2 separate regions of the Homo sapiens genome follow, and region 2 is linked to region 1. Evidence: chromatin loops called from intact Hi-C (ENCODE). Cell type or tissue: PC-9. All regions are shown on one strand.

Region 1 (8,000 bases):
GATTATTAACAGTCTGTAGATTCAAAATTTGTCAAAACCACCAAGCTTTAGATAAAAGGAAATAGACCAGGCACAGTGGCTCATGCCTGTAACCCCAGCACTTTTGGAGGCCGAGGCAGGAGGATCGCTTGAGTCCAGGAGTTAAAGACCAGCCTTGGCAACATGGCAAGACCCTGTCTCTATAGAGAAACTTAAAGATTAACCCAGCATGGTGGCACATGCCTGTTGCCTCAACTGTTTAGAAGGCTGAGGTGGGAGGATCGCTTGAGCATGGGAGGTCATTACTACGCTGAGCCGTGGTTGTACCACTGCGCTCCAGCCTTGGAGACAGAGCAAGCTCTCCTTTTGCTTTTACATTCAGAGACCAAGAGCAAACTTAGCTGTAACTGTACCATCATTGACTTTTCAACTGCCGTTTTCACATTTGTCTGTTAAATTCAGTGCATCGTTGTCTAAAAATTCATATGATATTTGATAACTTGAATCTATTAATTATTTAGCGATAAAGAGAACTCTGAGATCTGTATTAACAGAGTGAGATTTCTGGCAGGTGTCTGCCTGTTGCACCTTCCTCTTGACTTGTCAGCTCTGTCTCCCCTTCCCCTGGAGCCCTCAGTAACCCACCTTTGCCCAGCCACAAAATCTCTTCGTCCCTGGGAAAGGCAGTGGGGCAGAGAGAGCTATTTTAAAACATTAAGTTTTCCTAAATCCCAGTCATGTGCCACTTAAGACAACCATGGCTGACTCTGGAATTTAAATTTTCCTAGATGAGGCATTTTCAGGGTGGTGGTATTATTTGATGCCCTGCCTGTACTTGGAGGTAGCTCAGCTGACCAACATCCTTTTACCCCTTTTGTGTTTATGGCTGATGGCTGGTAGCAGGTAGCAGGCTGATGGTTCCCTCTCATGAGTGCAGAATTCAAAATCATGGAGTTTGGAGGGACTTCAGAGACACTGATTCACTCCCAGTATTTTCCAGGTGAAAAAGCCTGGGCCCAGAGAGGGAGGGGACTTGCCCAGCAATAAGCAGGTCATTGGTGGTGCTGGATCTGACCCTGGCTCTCCAGCATCATTGTGAGCCTGTGATGTGGTCAAGGGTGTGGGCATGGGGTGGATTCGCCCAAGGCTTAGGTGCTTGCAGTGGTTGCATACAAGTTTCGAGTCTAGGGACCCAGCAGGGCCCTCTCCTTCCATTTGCCTGCAGAATCCTTTATCTCACTCTATTCCATAGTGAATGCACCTAGGCTGAAAGCAACTACTCTCTTTCAAGATGAAAGTACTGAGTATCCAGATTTTCTTCTGAATGCTTTTACCCTGGAACGGGGGCAGCATTGTGGCTATTGTGGCTAATAGCACTGTTTGCAGCAGTGTGTTTAAGATGGCTTTCCACCAGGAGCACCCTCAAAGCCATCCTGGGAGGCTCCACTCAGCTCTGCTCCAGGGAACAGGATCAGATTGGAACCTGGATGAATGCCAAGAAGAATCTTGTAGTTATCTATAAGATCATCTTCTAATTCAGGCTAGAGAATTTCAATGAACGTGAACTTTGATTTTAATGCCCTACCTGTTACTGCTTGGCATTGAGTTGGCAGTACTGACAAATGATATGAACGTGTAGAATTGGCCAATGAACATGGCTAGTGTTTGTTGAGTGTGCCAGGTGCCCTTGAGAACTTTATAGAAACCAACTCAGTTGATTGGTTTGATCCTCACAACAGCCCTGTAAGTTATGGTTACTGCCCCATTTTATAGATGAGGACACTGAGGCCAAGAGAGATAAGGAACTTGCCCTTAGCCACTTGGCTCTGTAAGTAACAAAGCCAGGATGCAAACCTAGGAGATCTGCCTTTTGACCTGTGTGATATCAGTCATTTAAGCTGCATAGGGTATGGACAGACTCAGGTTCAGAGTCCCTCTAAGCTCCGTGGTTTTCCCTCTTCACTCTCTTGCATGTTCTCTGCTGCTCCTAGATTGCTCATGCCCACTGGTGATCCTGTAGGCTTTGTCATACTGTTTGATTTCCTATGTTTAAACTGTCCTTTCTCCCTGTTCTCTACCTCTCAAAGCCTTCCCATCACCCTGTATTGTATTGAACTCCACATCCAAAACCATTTTGATTTCCAAGTCAGAGTCCGTCTGTTCCCTGTACCCCAAGTCTCACAGAATGTAACCTCTCTGTGTCAGTGAATTTGTTCTGCCTTAGCTTCTAGTGGATTGTTGACATGATGGCTCTTCCCTTGTAATTGTAACCATAAGGACTGCTATACCATGTTGTATCCACATGTCGTTGACATAATATTGCTCTCAAATTATTTGTTGGTTGGCAGGGCATGGTGGCTTATACCTGTAATCCCAGCACTTTGGGAGGCCAAGGCAGGAGGACGTCTTGAGCTCAGGAGTTTGAGACCAGCCTGGGCAACATAGGAAGACCCCCATGTCTATAAAAAATAAAAATATTAGCCAGGCATAGTGGCACACACCTGTGGTCCCAGCTACTTGGGAGGCTGAGGTGGGAGGATCACTTGAGCCCAGGAAGTTGAGGCTGCAGTGAGCTATGATTGTGCCCCTATACTCCAGCCTGGACAGCAGAAGACCCTGTCTCTAAATTAAATAAATAAATGTTGGTTTAATAAATGAAAAAAGGAAGGAAAACCAGCAATAGTTTTCTTAATAAATTATCCATTTATTTCCTTATATATATTTACAAACCTTTTGGTAGAAAATATTTTCAAAATGTATGTTTATTACTGCCTCATAAGAACAGTCTAGAAAATATAATTTACTTCATTCAATGATAGTGAATTTTGAGAGCCTCCATAGTTTACTACAGATCAGATGAATTGAGTGCTTACGTGAGTACCTACTTGGTGCCAGGCAATGTTCTTGGCACCGGTGATCCAATGGTGAGCAAATTCAAGTCTCTGTTCTCATGGGCTTACATTCTGGAAGTGATGGATAATAAACTAGTATGTCAACAAATGAACAGGTACTTTCAGAAAGTGATATGAGGAAGATACAGCAGGACGATAGGATGGGGGGTGATAAGGGTGGCTGATGGTGGGAACTCTAAAGGATGAGACCTGGGATCTCACACTTGGATGGCAAAGTGGAAACAGCCATGCCATCCAGAGTCAGCTGTCCAGCAGAGGGACCTGCCTGTGCATGGGCCCTACTGCAGTACATATAATCTGCATCCATGGCAGATGAGGACAGGATGGTTGGGAGTACAAGGAAGGAAGAGAGAGACTGGTTCCCAATGAGGTTAAAGTTGATTCAAGGCCAGATTATAGTTGGTCTTCTAAGTCATAGGAAAGAATTTTCAGTTTATTATGAGAGGAGTAGGAACCCATTGAGAGTTTAAAGCAGAGAATGACATAAACAGATAACATTTCAAATAGCAGTGCATACGTACATACATGTGTGTGCATGCACGCGCACACAAACCTGATACAGTAAATCACTGGACTGGTTTATCTCTTGCTATAAAAGTATTTGAAATTGTGTTTAATTGAAGGGTCTAGGTATTTGAGGTTTTACTGAATATATAGTATTTAAAGATTAATGAAATAGTCACACTTATTTATCCAATTTCCTGCTTTGGTAGGAACTTCACAATGAACTTCACACAATCAAATGAACACTGATTTCTTTAAAAATGAACAAATACTCCACTTGTACTCATAGCTTCATGAACTGAACCTCAGCAGAAGGTTGATCGGTGCTGCTTCCTGGGGTGATCTCTGTGCAGGAGATAGTCTTTCAATTCTCTTAGGCTGATGTTGTGAGATTTTAATACAAAAAACAAAGTTTCCCTCAAAGATTAAATCTTGTATATTCTTCTGTTTACTCCACCCATATGTGTCTCGAGTCACAGGCATATAGCAAGGCACTGGTGACCGCTGGTTCTCCGAAGTGAATCAGCTCTGTGAGACTGAGGCCACACCCTGCAGTTAGAAATTTTACTTGGCAATGACAGCTGTAATTTTGTCATTTGTCTGTGGCTGGGGCTGGCTCCTAAAACCCGGTGTGGATAGTGACATCTAGTGGATCTCTAGTAGATCAGTTCCGTGGACTGTCAGGTACCAAGTGAAGAAACACATTCAGCGGTGCCACATTCTAAAATTCAAAATATATTCTCTGTAATCCAGTTGCCTGTATCTAAAACATGAAATTATTAGGAATATTAAAATTTAATTTACTGTTTTTTCCCCACAGACAGAAGATCCAACCATGGAGCGACCCTATACATTTAAGGACTTTCTCCTCAGACCAAGAAGGTGAGGCTTGTGGGTATGGGTGGGTGGGGATGCCTGCCCTGCATGCTGTAGGTATAGGTGGGGATGCCTGCCCTGCGTGCTGTGGATATGGGTGGGTGGGGATGTCTGCCTTGCTTGCTGTGGTGTGGGTGGGTGGGGATGCCTGCCCTGCATGCTGTGGGGATGCCTGCCCTGCGTGCTGTGGGTATAGGTGGGGATGCCTGCCTTGCGTGCTGTGGATATGGGTGGGTGGGGATGCCTGCCTTGCATGCTGTGGGTGTAGGTGGGGATGCCTGCCTTGCGTGCTGTGGATATGGGTGGGTGGGGAGGCCTGCCTTGCATGCTGTGGGTATAGGTGGGGATGCCTGCCTTGCGTGCTGTGGATATGGGTGGGTGGGGATGCCTGCCCTGCGTGCCGTGGGTGTGGGTGGGTGGGGATGCCTGCCCTGCATGCTGTGGGTATGGGTGGGTGGGGATGCCTGCCCTGCGTGCCGTGGGTGTGGGTGGGTGGGGATGCCTGCCCTGCGTGCTGTGGGTATAGGTGGGGATGCCTGCCCTGTGTGCTGTGGGTATGGGTGGGTGGGGATGCCTGCCCTGTGTGCTGTGGGTATGGGTGGGTGGGGATGCCTGCCCTGTGTGCTGTGGGTATGGGTGGGTGGGGATGCCTGCCCTGCGTGCTGTGGTGGTTGGCTTTTGCTGAAGACGATTTTAAGTGTCCTTTGAAGTCACAACCCTTCTAACCAATTTTCTTCCATTATGTGTGCAGTCATAAGTCTCGAGTTAAGGGATTTTTGCGATTGAAAATGGCCTATATGCCAAAAAATGGAGGTCAAGATGAAGAAAACAGTGACCAGAGGGATGACATGGAGGTACGTGGAGGGCGTCAGGCCTCTCTCCTTGCCTTGAGATCATATTCATGTTTTGCTTTCAAACTTTATAATTGAAGGAAATAAAAGTTTAGAAAGCTTAAATATAAAAAAAAGTACATATGTCCGCAAATTGGTCATTGATAGTCTACCAGTGCAGTTATTTGTTTTGGTTAAAGATGAACTTTTTATGTTACAACACCAATCCTCGGAGAGATTTCTCTTTAGACAATGCCATGCCTATTCCCCAATTTTAGCCCCACAGCTCTGTGAAAGTCTCCTCACACATTGAATCCTATTATTGCTATGGACTTGCAACTCTTTGTAAATTCTTTTTAGCCATTGAGGTCGCTTCAAAGTGGGTGGAGGAATTTAGAAAATCACTTTTTTTTCAAGTTTCTTACTCATTTGGCCACAGGTGACAGCCTGCAGTAGAAAAACCCTCCTCTAGAAATGCCATTCTGCAACGAGCTGACCAGAGGAATGTCCCTTTTTTCCTTCCTGACAGAGCCGCCTGTATTTACCTTGTCACAGACTGATGCTGTGGGTCCTATCGTACCTTTTCAGCACACACCTCGGCCAGTGCTGTTTTGTTAGGCAAATTCTCATATTCTCAAAGTGTCCATTAAACGAGACCTCTCTAGGGCTTATTCTCACATCTGTTTGCAGCTGTTGCATATATGTGATATGTGAATAATGTGTGTGGAGAAGTTACCCGAACACTCCTCCGCCTGAGAGATCATATTTCCAGGCATTATTTCATTTACAAGCCTTCATCTCTCTATATACATGAAGAGGAATAATGTGGGTGATAGAAATTTATGAATGTTAACATTTCATAAGCATGTCAACAGATTTTCATCTCAAATCCAAGGAATTTTTTACACTCTTCTTGCCTTCCAACCGCAGTAACCAGTGAATTACTTAATTTTCCAGTGATTTTAGCAGAGGATGTTAGGAAGGGAATACGTAATGCCTAAAATACGTGCTGTAAAAATGGAACTCGAATTTTGGTACCATGAAACCCGTTGGTGTGGACACAGCCAGTGTAGAGGGCCTGAGTAGAAGGCAGCAGCTTCCAGACTCCTGGCTCCTGCGGTTGTTTGGGATGCAAAGAGGAGGCTTCTCTCTCAAAGCCCACCTCCCTGGGGAGCAACAGGACTCTGGGCCTCTGGTCCCCTGTGCCATGAGTTCTGTTAGAACACAGGTGCAGCGCAGCTCATCTTCCCTGCTCCCTTTACCTCATAGAGGTGTTGAAAAGATGGCAGCTGTACTGTGACGCACATCATTGGCAGGGCTTTGTACAGCCTTGGAGGCCCTCCAGTCAAAATAACAAACATGACGTATGGAAAGAGTATGATGTGACTTAAGTAGTGTCACCGACTGTGCAGATCCAAATTGTGTTGTCCTGCAATGTAGTCATCTTAGAGGGCAGCACAATTAATTGGCCATTACTCAGAAGATTTTTGAGGCCTTTCTAGAATTGATATATATATATTTTTTTGGCCTTCATTTGGGAATTTACTCAAATGTGGCCCCGAAGCCATGGCTAGAGCCAGAGAGCCCCAGAGCAAGGAGAAGGGCATGCAGGGCATGCTGTGATGACCTCTTACTCACAGCCGAAGAACCAACCTCATAATCGTCCCTTTAACTTTATTCCGCAGCATGGATGGGAAGTTGTTGACTCAAATGACTCGGCTTCTCAGCACCAAGAGGAACTTCCTCCTCCTCCTCTGCCTCCCGGGTGGGAAGAAAAAGTGGACAATTTAGGCCGAACTTACTATGTCAACCACAACAACCGGACCACTCAGTGGCACAGACCAAGCCTGATGTGAGTACCGTGTGATGGTCAGGAACACGTGCACGTGCACTGCACAGCTAGGGACAAATATGGCGGCCCTTTGGGACAAGGCTGGGAAATAAATCATATGTCTATAAGAGCAGATGGTGGTGTGGTACGAGATTCCTCTCCATTTACGTAAAGCATGCAAGAGCAGTCAGAACTTGTATATTGTAAGCGATTGCCTTTGAGTCACATGCTGCTGTTTTCAATATGAGCTGATTTATTTTCTATGTCTTCTTTTATGTCGATTCCTGAAATACAAAGCAGAGGTTGTTTTTCTTAGACTTATTTTACATTTGTTGATTATATTGTTTTCTTCTTCACCTTTCTCTCCCAACTGACCCAGAACAGAACCGGCAAGCAAATTGGCTTTGCAATTTTCTGTTTTCTCTAAGTTTTTGGATGTTTACTCTCTTCAATGCATTGATTTGGAAACCTCAAAAATTTTTTTTTCTTTAAGGAAATTTGAGCCCCTTAATATAATCAGAAACACATGGGAGAGTTGCAAAATCAGAATTAGTAATTACTGTGTATTTTAATCCCTCACCAGCCTCAGGGATGCAGTAAACCAATTCCTGTTTTGTTCCCTCAGCAATTTGTGGTTTGATTGATAGCAAATAAACACTGGTTAAAACTCATGGACTTTAAAAATGGTTTTGTAGCAGCTTGTTTTTAAATCATTTTATACAGCAAGATCTAAGTCTATTGATAATACATCGAAGGGCAAAAAGAAAGTCTTAAGGAAAAGGAATTTTATCCTAGAAATTATGAGCTGCCTAGCAGCCAAGACAAGGAGGAAATTATCAATGAACTATACAACTTTCAGTATGTAATAAAAGCAAGTCTACTGGGTAGTATAATTTTCTTGTCTACTCGAACTCTGAAAGAAAGTGGCTAATGATACATTTTAGACAACAAGCAGTATGAGGTATCATGTTCTTAAAAACCTTTTATCTTTAGAAATTGTAAAGATACTCCACATATGACTGTGGGTGGGGAGGGTGGCCAAGTTTTCTGGTCTAGGTTTTGTTTAAT
Region 2 (8,000 bases), 710 kb before region 1:
GGACTACAGGCACATGCCACCACACCTGGCTAATTATTTTGTAGTGACAAGGGTCTCACTGAGTTGCCCAGACTGGTCTCAAGCTCCTGGGCTCAAGCAATCCTCCTACCTCAGCCTCCCAAAGCGCTGATATTACAGGTGTGAGCCACTGCACCCAGCCATGACTTAATCTTATCTAAAGGAAACTCCAAGGTTAAACATTCAAGTTCAGACCTCCCACATGGCTCCCTGCCCCTGAAGTACCCACTGGTAATACCACTACTCAGTATTTGTAAAATATTTTATTTTCAATGTATTGGACTTTCAAATCCTACATGATCCCCAAGATCCACACAACCAGGGGAAAGCAGGACAGAAGGCAACATGAGTTAAGGGATTATGCCTTATCTACCCTTGAGTCCCCTGCAATGCCTGGGGTAGTACTGTGCACTCGGTGATACATAAATGTTCTTGAACAAAATCACTTTTTCTTATTTATGTCCTAAAGGTCCAATTACTGAAATCCGCTTAAAACATTTCATTTGTATTTTTGTCCCCTCCACCGTCGCTTTTTTTTCAGATGGAGTTTCACTTTTGTCGCCCAGGCTAGAGTGCAATGGCATGATCTCGGCTCACTGCAACCTCTGCCTCCCAGGTTCAAGTGCTTCTCCTGCCTCAGCCTCTAGAGTAGCTGGGATTACAGGTGCTCACAACCACACCCAGCTAATTTTTGTATTTTTATTAGAGAAGAGGTTTCACCATGTTGGCCAGGCTGGTCTTGAACTCCTGACCTCAGGCGATCCACCCGCCTTGGCCTCCCGAAGTACTGGGATTATAGGCGTGAGCCACCGCACCTGGCCTGTCCCACTTTTCAATGAAAGATTTGCTAATCCCTTACAATAAATAGTAAAAGTGACATGTTTATATATTATAAAATATATAATAAAAGGGGAAAGAGGAAACAAAATGTCAGAACCAAGGGAGAATGCAAATATACTGTTTATAAGAGTCAAAACTATGGCCAAGTTTCAGACTCAGATGTCAACCTCCTATAGTAACATCCCTTGATTTTCACTAAATAATTAAAACTCAACTTGACAAATATTTACTGGACGCATCTTCATCACTATAATTGCTAACCATTAAAAGAGCATTTAAAAATTTTTATACTTTCAATAGTCATTTTAAACAAGAACAAATTTAAGATATAAATCACTCTATCCTTTAAAGCCAGGTGAGGTGCTATGTGCCTGTAATCCCAGCTGCTCAGGAGGCTGAGGCAGGAGGATGGCTGGGGGGAGTTCAAGTCTAGCCAGCATACCAAAAAAAAAAAGAGGGCCGGGCGCAGCGGCTCATACCTGTAATCCCAGCACTTTGGGAGGCCAAGACAGTGGATCACCTGAGGCCAGGAGTTCCAGAGCAGACGGGCCAACATGGTGAAACACCGTCTCTACTAAAATTACAAAAATCAGCCAGGTGTGGTGGCAGGTACCTGTGATAACAGCTACTCAGGAGGCTGAGGCAGGAGAATTGCTTGAACCTGAGAGGCGGAGGTTGCAGTGAGCCGAGATAGCACCACTGCACTCCAGCCTGGGCAACAAAGTGAGACTGTGTCTAAGAAAAAAAGGGGGAGAGAAAAAAACCCCTGCAAATCTTTGTATGTTTTTCTTCATCTAAGAGCAGGGATATTTAAACATTAAAAAGAAGGAAAAGCTTTGCCATTTACCTTGCCTGCGCAGCCTGTGGACCCAGCCAAACACCTTTACTCTTTGGCCTCTATATCCTTCTAACGCACCAATCTTCACCTGTCAAATTGAAATAAACAACATTTGTTCAATAATGTCATTTATACACACCAACTTTTTCACTAATATTAGGCAGACGGTAGTAAGTGTTAAAAATCACAAATGGTGCAAAACTGGAGACAGCCCCTCTACTGCAGCTCAGAACCAAACGCATTTCACTGTATTGGCATGGTTTAAAACAAAACAAAAAAAAATCCAAGTCTTCTTTCTTAATGTAAAACTGATAATGAGAAACACCCAGAAGAATTTCAGATATTGCTAGATAAAATTAATTAATAAATGAATTCCTTTGTCATAAGTGGAGCACTTGCTTCCCACAACAGCAACAATCCCAGTCCACATGAAGCCTTTTCCATGACCCCACAGTTCTTCAATACCTTCCAGAACATGGTACTTAAAAGGCTAGCTTTTGTTTGGGGGATGAAGGAGAGAGGAGATGAGTAGAGGAAGGGGCTGTTGCATGTGGCCAAAAAACCCCAGCTCCATCACTAAGGAAATAATACAAAAATTCATCAGCAATAAGAACTACTGGAAATCTGGCTGGGCGTGGTGGCTCAAGCCTGTAATCCCAGCACTTTGGGAGGCTAAGGAGGGCAGATCACCTGAGGTCAGGAGTTTGAGACTAGTCTGGCCAACACGGTGAAACCCCATCTCTACTAAAAATACAAAAATTAGCCAGGCGTGGTGGCAGGCACCTGTAATCCCAGCTACTTGGGAGTCTGAGGCAGGAGGATCACTTGAACCCGGGAGGCGGAGGTTGCAATGAGCTGAGATCTCCCCACTGCACTCCAGCCTGGGTGACAAGAGTGAAACTCTGTCTCATAAATAAATAAATAATAAAATAAAATAAGAACTACTGGAAATCAAACCATTTTCATTCATAGTCCAGCAATCTATTTGGGTTCCAGAAAGAACAGAAGAAGAGTGAATCTAATTTCACAATTCACAAACTTTTACTCTATTTAAATAAAACATGAAAATCATAGATTTCAACCTCTTCATTTTATAAGCAAACTGACACTAGAGAGGGTTAAATCACTTGACCAACATCATGAAGCGTAGCCAGGCCTGGGTCCCCCATCTGCTGGCATTCAGTTGGGACAGAATTCATTCAACATGCATTTACTTAACTGTGTAATAAAATGAACCCCTAAAGAACTAGCCTCATAACTCTAAAACATTATTTCTCTATGTCCCTTCTGAAAGGAAAGTAGGCCAGGCATGGTGGCTCACGCCTGTATTCCCAGCACTTTGGGAGGCTGAGGTGGGAGGATCCCTTGAGCCCAGGAGTTTGAAACCAGCCCGGGCAATATGGGAGACTGTTTCTACAAAAATTAAAAATAAATAAAAGTTAGCCAGGTGTGGTGGTGCATGCCTGTGGTCCCCCCTACTTGGGAGGATCGTTAGAGCCCAGGAGGCAGAGGTTGCAGTGAGCAGAAACTGCACCACTGCACTCCAGCCTGAGCAACAGAGCAAGACCCTGTCTCAAAATAAATAAATTAAAATTTAAAATTAAGAAATAAAAAATAAAAGGAAAGTAGGCCGGGCGCAGTGGCTCACGCCTGTAATCCCAGCACTTTGGGAGGTCGAGGTGGGCAGATCACGAGATCGGGAGATCAAGACCATCCTGGCTAACACGGTGAAACCCCGTCTCTACCAAAAATACAAAACATTAGCCGGGCGTGGTGGCGGGCGCCTGTAGTCCCAGCTACTCGGGAGGCTGAGGCAGGAGAATGGCGTGAACCCGGGAGGCGGAGCTTGCAGTGAGCTGAGATTGAACCACTGCACTCCAGCCTGGGCGACAGAGCAAGACTCCGTCTCAAAAATAAATAAATAAATAAATAAATGGAAAGTAAAAACAAAATGTAAAGGAACAAACCATGTGACATGCCCCTCATACACAGAAATAATGATCTGATGTAGCCAAGTCCACGGTATTTGAAAAGATAAACAAACTTACACATTTTGGCTCTGGGAGACTTGGATCATTTTTAATGGTAATCTTCTTTGCTTCTTCCAGGTTCTTTTCTCTTCGTAAACTATCTTCTGCCTAATTTTAATGATGAAGCAGTTTGTTAACATGGTTGCCAGAGTTCTAACTTTAACAACGTTCACGATGGCAAGGTCAGGACTCACCTCTTTCTTTTCCCGGGATTCACTCTTCATTTGTTCCCTATGCCACATCTTTTTAATGTTCTTCAACTGTGATTTAGAAATAACATTCCACCTCTCATTTTCTTTTTGTGAATCTACGTAAATGGTAGGAAATGGTTCTTTCCCTACTGTCATCAAAGCCTTGGGTAGGGAGGAGAGAAAAGACAGTTCTTGAACATTGTACAATACTTAAAATCAAAATAACATCTCAAGTATAAGGCAACTGGAACAATCTAAGCATAAAGACCCCAACAGCCAAAAGCTGATATTGGCACAGTGACTGGTTGAACATTTAAGAAGCACACTGGTTGGCTGGGCGCGGTGGCTCACGCCTGTAATCCCAGCACTTTGGAAGGCCGAGGTGGGTGAGGTCAGGAGATCGAGACCATCCTGGCTAACATGGTGAAACCCCGTCTCTACTAAAAATACAAAAAAATTAGCCAGGTGTGGTGGCAGGCACCTGTAGTCCCAGCTACTCGGGAGGCTGAGGCAGGAGAATGGCGTGAACCTGGGAGGCGGAGCTTGCAGTGAGCCAAGATCGTGCCACTGCACTCCAGCCTGGGCAACAGAGCGAGACTCTGTCTCAAGAGAAAAAAAAAAAAAAAAAGAAGCACACTGGTTAAAGCTGAAGCTCTGAGGTCCTCTCACAAACAATTACAGCAAGTTCGGGTATACACGATACAGTTCCCCAGGAAAAGCAGACTATAAGCAACAGATCTTAAGTGGCTGTAGCAACCAGCACAGGTACAAGGACAACAGAAGAGACACCTGACAGCAAAACTCAACTGCAAGTGACATCTAAAAGGTTAGTTCTCTGTGAGAAATCAGAGAAGTGTCAGACATTTTTGAAACTTTCAACAAAACAATGGTTAAGAACACAAAAAGCGGCCGGGTGCAGTGGCTCAGGCCTGTAATCCCAGCATTCTGGGGGGCCGAGGAGGGAGGATCACCAGGTCAGGAGATCGAGACCATCCTGGCTAACACAGTGAAACCCTGTCTCTACTAAAAATACAAAAAATTAGCCGGGTGTGGTGGCGGGCGCCTGTAGAGCTTGCAGTGAGCTGAGATGGCACCACTGCACTCCAGCCTGGGCGACAGAGAGAGACTCTGTCTCAAAAAAAAAAAAAAAAAAAAAAAAAAAAGAGCACAAAAAGCTAAACTCATTTAATCTGAAAAACTCCCCCATGTAGAATACCTCTTTTCCCCAATGGGACATATCAAGCATTGCTGTGTTATATATCATTTGATAAAATGTATTGTTTGTAGTTTTTAAAAAATAGTTCAAAGTACATAAAAGATGAATATTTTAAAGCCTCAAATAATCTTTCAAAATCTCTTCCAAGTTATTGAATCAAACAAGAAATGCAGTGAATTATTCTCTGTTGCAAGATCTGCAGCCTGCAAAAACGGACTTTTTCTCAGTTCTACGACTGCTGCAGAGAAGGAGGGAATCTGAGGCCGGGCATGGTGGCTCACACCTGTAATCCCAGCACTTTGTGAGGCCGAGGTGGGCGGATCACGAGGTCAGGAGATCGAGACCATCCTGGCTAACATGGTGAAACCCCGTCTCCGCTAAAAATACAAAAAATTAGCCGGGTGTGGTGGCGGGCACCTGTAGTCCCAGCTACTCAGGAGGCTGAGGCAGGAGAATGGCGTGAACCTGGGAGGCGGAGCTTGCAGTGAGCCGAGATCGCACCACTGCACTCCAGCCTGGGTGACAAGAGCAAGACTCCGTCTCAAAAAAAAAAAAAAAAAAAAAATAGAGAAGGAAGGAATCTGGATCTTTTGAAAACATTCAAGGGCTGGGCGTGGTGGCTCACGCCTATAATCCTAGCACTTTGGGAGGCCGAGGTGGGCGGATCATGAGGTCAGGAGTTCGAGACCAGCCTGGCCAATATGATGAAACCCTGTCTCTACTAAAAATACAAAAATTGGCCAGGTGTGGTGGCACACGCCTGTGGTCCCAGCTACTCGGGAGGCTGAGGCAGAAGAATCTCTTGAATCCGGGAGGCAGAGGTTGCAGTGAGCTGAGATTGCACCACTGCACTCCAGCCTGGGTGACAGTGTGAGACTCCTTTTCAAAAAAAAAAAAAAGAAAAAAAAGAAAACATTCAATAGTTCATCCTTTTAACAACTAGACATTGTAAGAATACATGTAGGGGCCAGGCGCAGTGGCACACGCCTGTAATCCCAGCACTTTAGGAGGCCGAGGTGAGTGGATCACCTGAGCTCAAGAGTTCGAGACCAGCCTGGCCAACACGGTGAAACACCATCTCTACTAGAAATAAAAAAAAAAAAAAGAAATTAGCCAGGCATGGTGGCGAGTGCCTATAATCCCAGCTACTCAGGACGCTGAGGCAGGGAGAATTGCTTGAACCCAGAAGGCAGAGGTTGCAGTGAGCCGAGATCATGCCACTGCACTCCAGCCTGGGCAACAAGAACAAAACTCTGTCTCAAAAAAAAAAAAAAAAAGATAGCCATTGATGAAAATGCAAAACCAAGAGAGAAGGTCCCATGAATACATGTAGGTCGTTCGGAATTCACTTATTACCCGACAATCTGTACTGATCCCTCCTTTTGTATCATTGAAATTGAAAGAGCCAAACTATCAGTTCCCAAATCAGAATGCTACACTTTTGTTAACAGTGACATTCTGTTGTTAACAGTGACATTCTGCAAACGTTCATCTAAACGGTGTTGTCAGTTTTCAGGAGCTGCAAAACGAGGCACCCGATAATCCAGAAATGAAAGATTTCCCCTTAAGAGTGGTTAAAAAGTAAAACCCAGCCAGGAGTGGCGGCTCACACCTGTAGCCCCAGCACTTTGGGAGGCCAAGGCAGCAGGATTGCTTAAGCCCAGGAGTTTAAGACCAGCCTGGGAAACATAATGAGATCTCGTATCTACAAATAAGAAACAAATTAACCGCGTGTGGTGACATGCCCCTGTGGTCCGAGCTACTTGGAAGGCTGAGGTGGGAGGATCCCTTAAGCCCAGGAGGTTGAAGCTGCAGTGAGCCATGAATGCGCTACTGCACTCCAGCCTGGGCAACAAATTAAGATCCTGTCTCAGAAAAATAAATAAATAAGTTAAATTAAAAACAAGTACCCATGTATGACACACCAAAGTTTATAACCATATGGTATGACCTAAAAGAGAGGAGAATGCTCCCAGATTAGGACTTGATAGTAACTATAAATGTTGTAACACAGTTAACAAAAAAAGGGGATGCACAGAAAAAGGAGTGTCAAGGCACTGCTTTTCCTAATACAGTTCAAAGAAGGAACTTTTTTGTTGTTGTCGTCCAGGCTGCAGAGCAGTGATGCAATCACGGCTCACTGCAGCCTCAACCTCCTGGGCTCAAGTAATCCCCCTATCTCAGTCTCCCGAGTAGCTGGGGCCACAGGTGCATACCATACCACCATGCCTGGCTAATTTTTTTTTTTTTTTTTTTTTGGTAGTTGGCTGAGTGTGATGGCTCACTCCTATAAACCCAGCACTTTGGGAGGGTTAATATCCTGTCTCTATTTATTTTTTAAATTAAATTTATTAAAAAATTTTTAAGAAGTTAAATTTTTTGTAGAGATGAGGGTCTTATCATGTTGCCCAGGCTGTTCTCAAACTCCTGGGCTCAAGCAGTCCTCCAGCCTCAGCCTCCCAAAGTGCTGGGATTACAAACGTGAGGCACCAAAGCCCAGACCCAAGGAAGGAACTTTTAACCATCTTCCTTATGTGGCAGTTATAGCCAATGGATTCTAGCATATGAGTTCAACAGCTAAGTCCATGGTCTATTTTAAGAAGGTTGTCTTAGGCCACACTTTACTCTGATATAATCAACTACCTAACACCCATGTTGTGAGTCCAAGCCCTTTTTTTGTTTTTTCTTCTGAGACAGGGTCTCAGGCTAGAGTGCAGTGGCGCAATGGTGGCTCACTGCAACCTCCACCTTCCAGGCTAAAGAAATCCTCACCTCAGTCTCCGGAGTAGCTGGGACCACAGGCACGCACCACCATGCTGGGCTAATTTTTATGTTTTTTGTAGAGCCAGGATTTCACCAAGTTGCCC

What was found. Peaks named below come from ENCODE experiments on the same cell type or tissue, not always from the same donor. Only the 100,000 strongest peaks of a DNase experiment are listed, where the experiment ranks them.
Region 2: it touches region 1 in a loop (6-fold over the local background); 3 of 110 quality-filtered maps call a loop at or near these places.

What each region holds. Positions count from the first base shown.
Region 1 is chr18:58,318,210-58,326,209 of GRCh38, forward strand. NEDD4L (NEDD4 like E3 ubiquitin protein ligase) reads left to right here. Exons shown (of 31, transcript NM_001144967.3): 7 at 4,216-4,277; 8 at 5,023-5,125; 9 at 6,787-6,953. Among named protein-coding and RNA genes, the nearest start is that of MIR122HG, 120 kb to the right of the region's middle. In PC-9, a CTCF peak has its summit at 4,046 (motif pointing left); a DNase peak (open chromatin) is centred at 3,962; H3K27ac peaks cover 857 bases.
Region 2 is chr18:57,611,897-57,619,896 of GRCh38, forward strand. NARS1 (asparaginyl-tRNA synthetase 1) reads right to left here. Exons shown (of 14, transcript NM_004539.4): 3 at 3,921-4,079; 4 at 3,745-3,834; 5 at 1,706-1,784. Among named protein-coding and RNA genes, the nearest start is that of NARS1, 5.9 kb to the right of the region's middle. In PC-9, no CTCF peak of the experiment used is centred here; no DNase peak of the experiment used is centred here.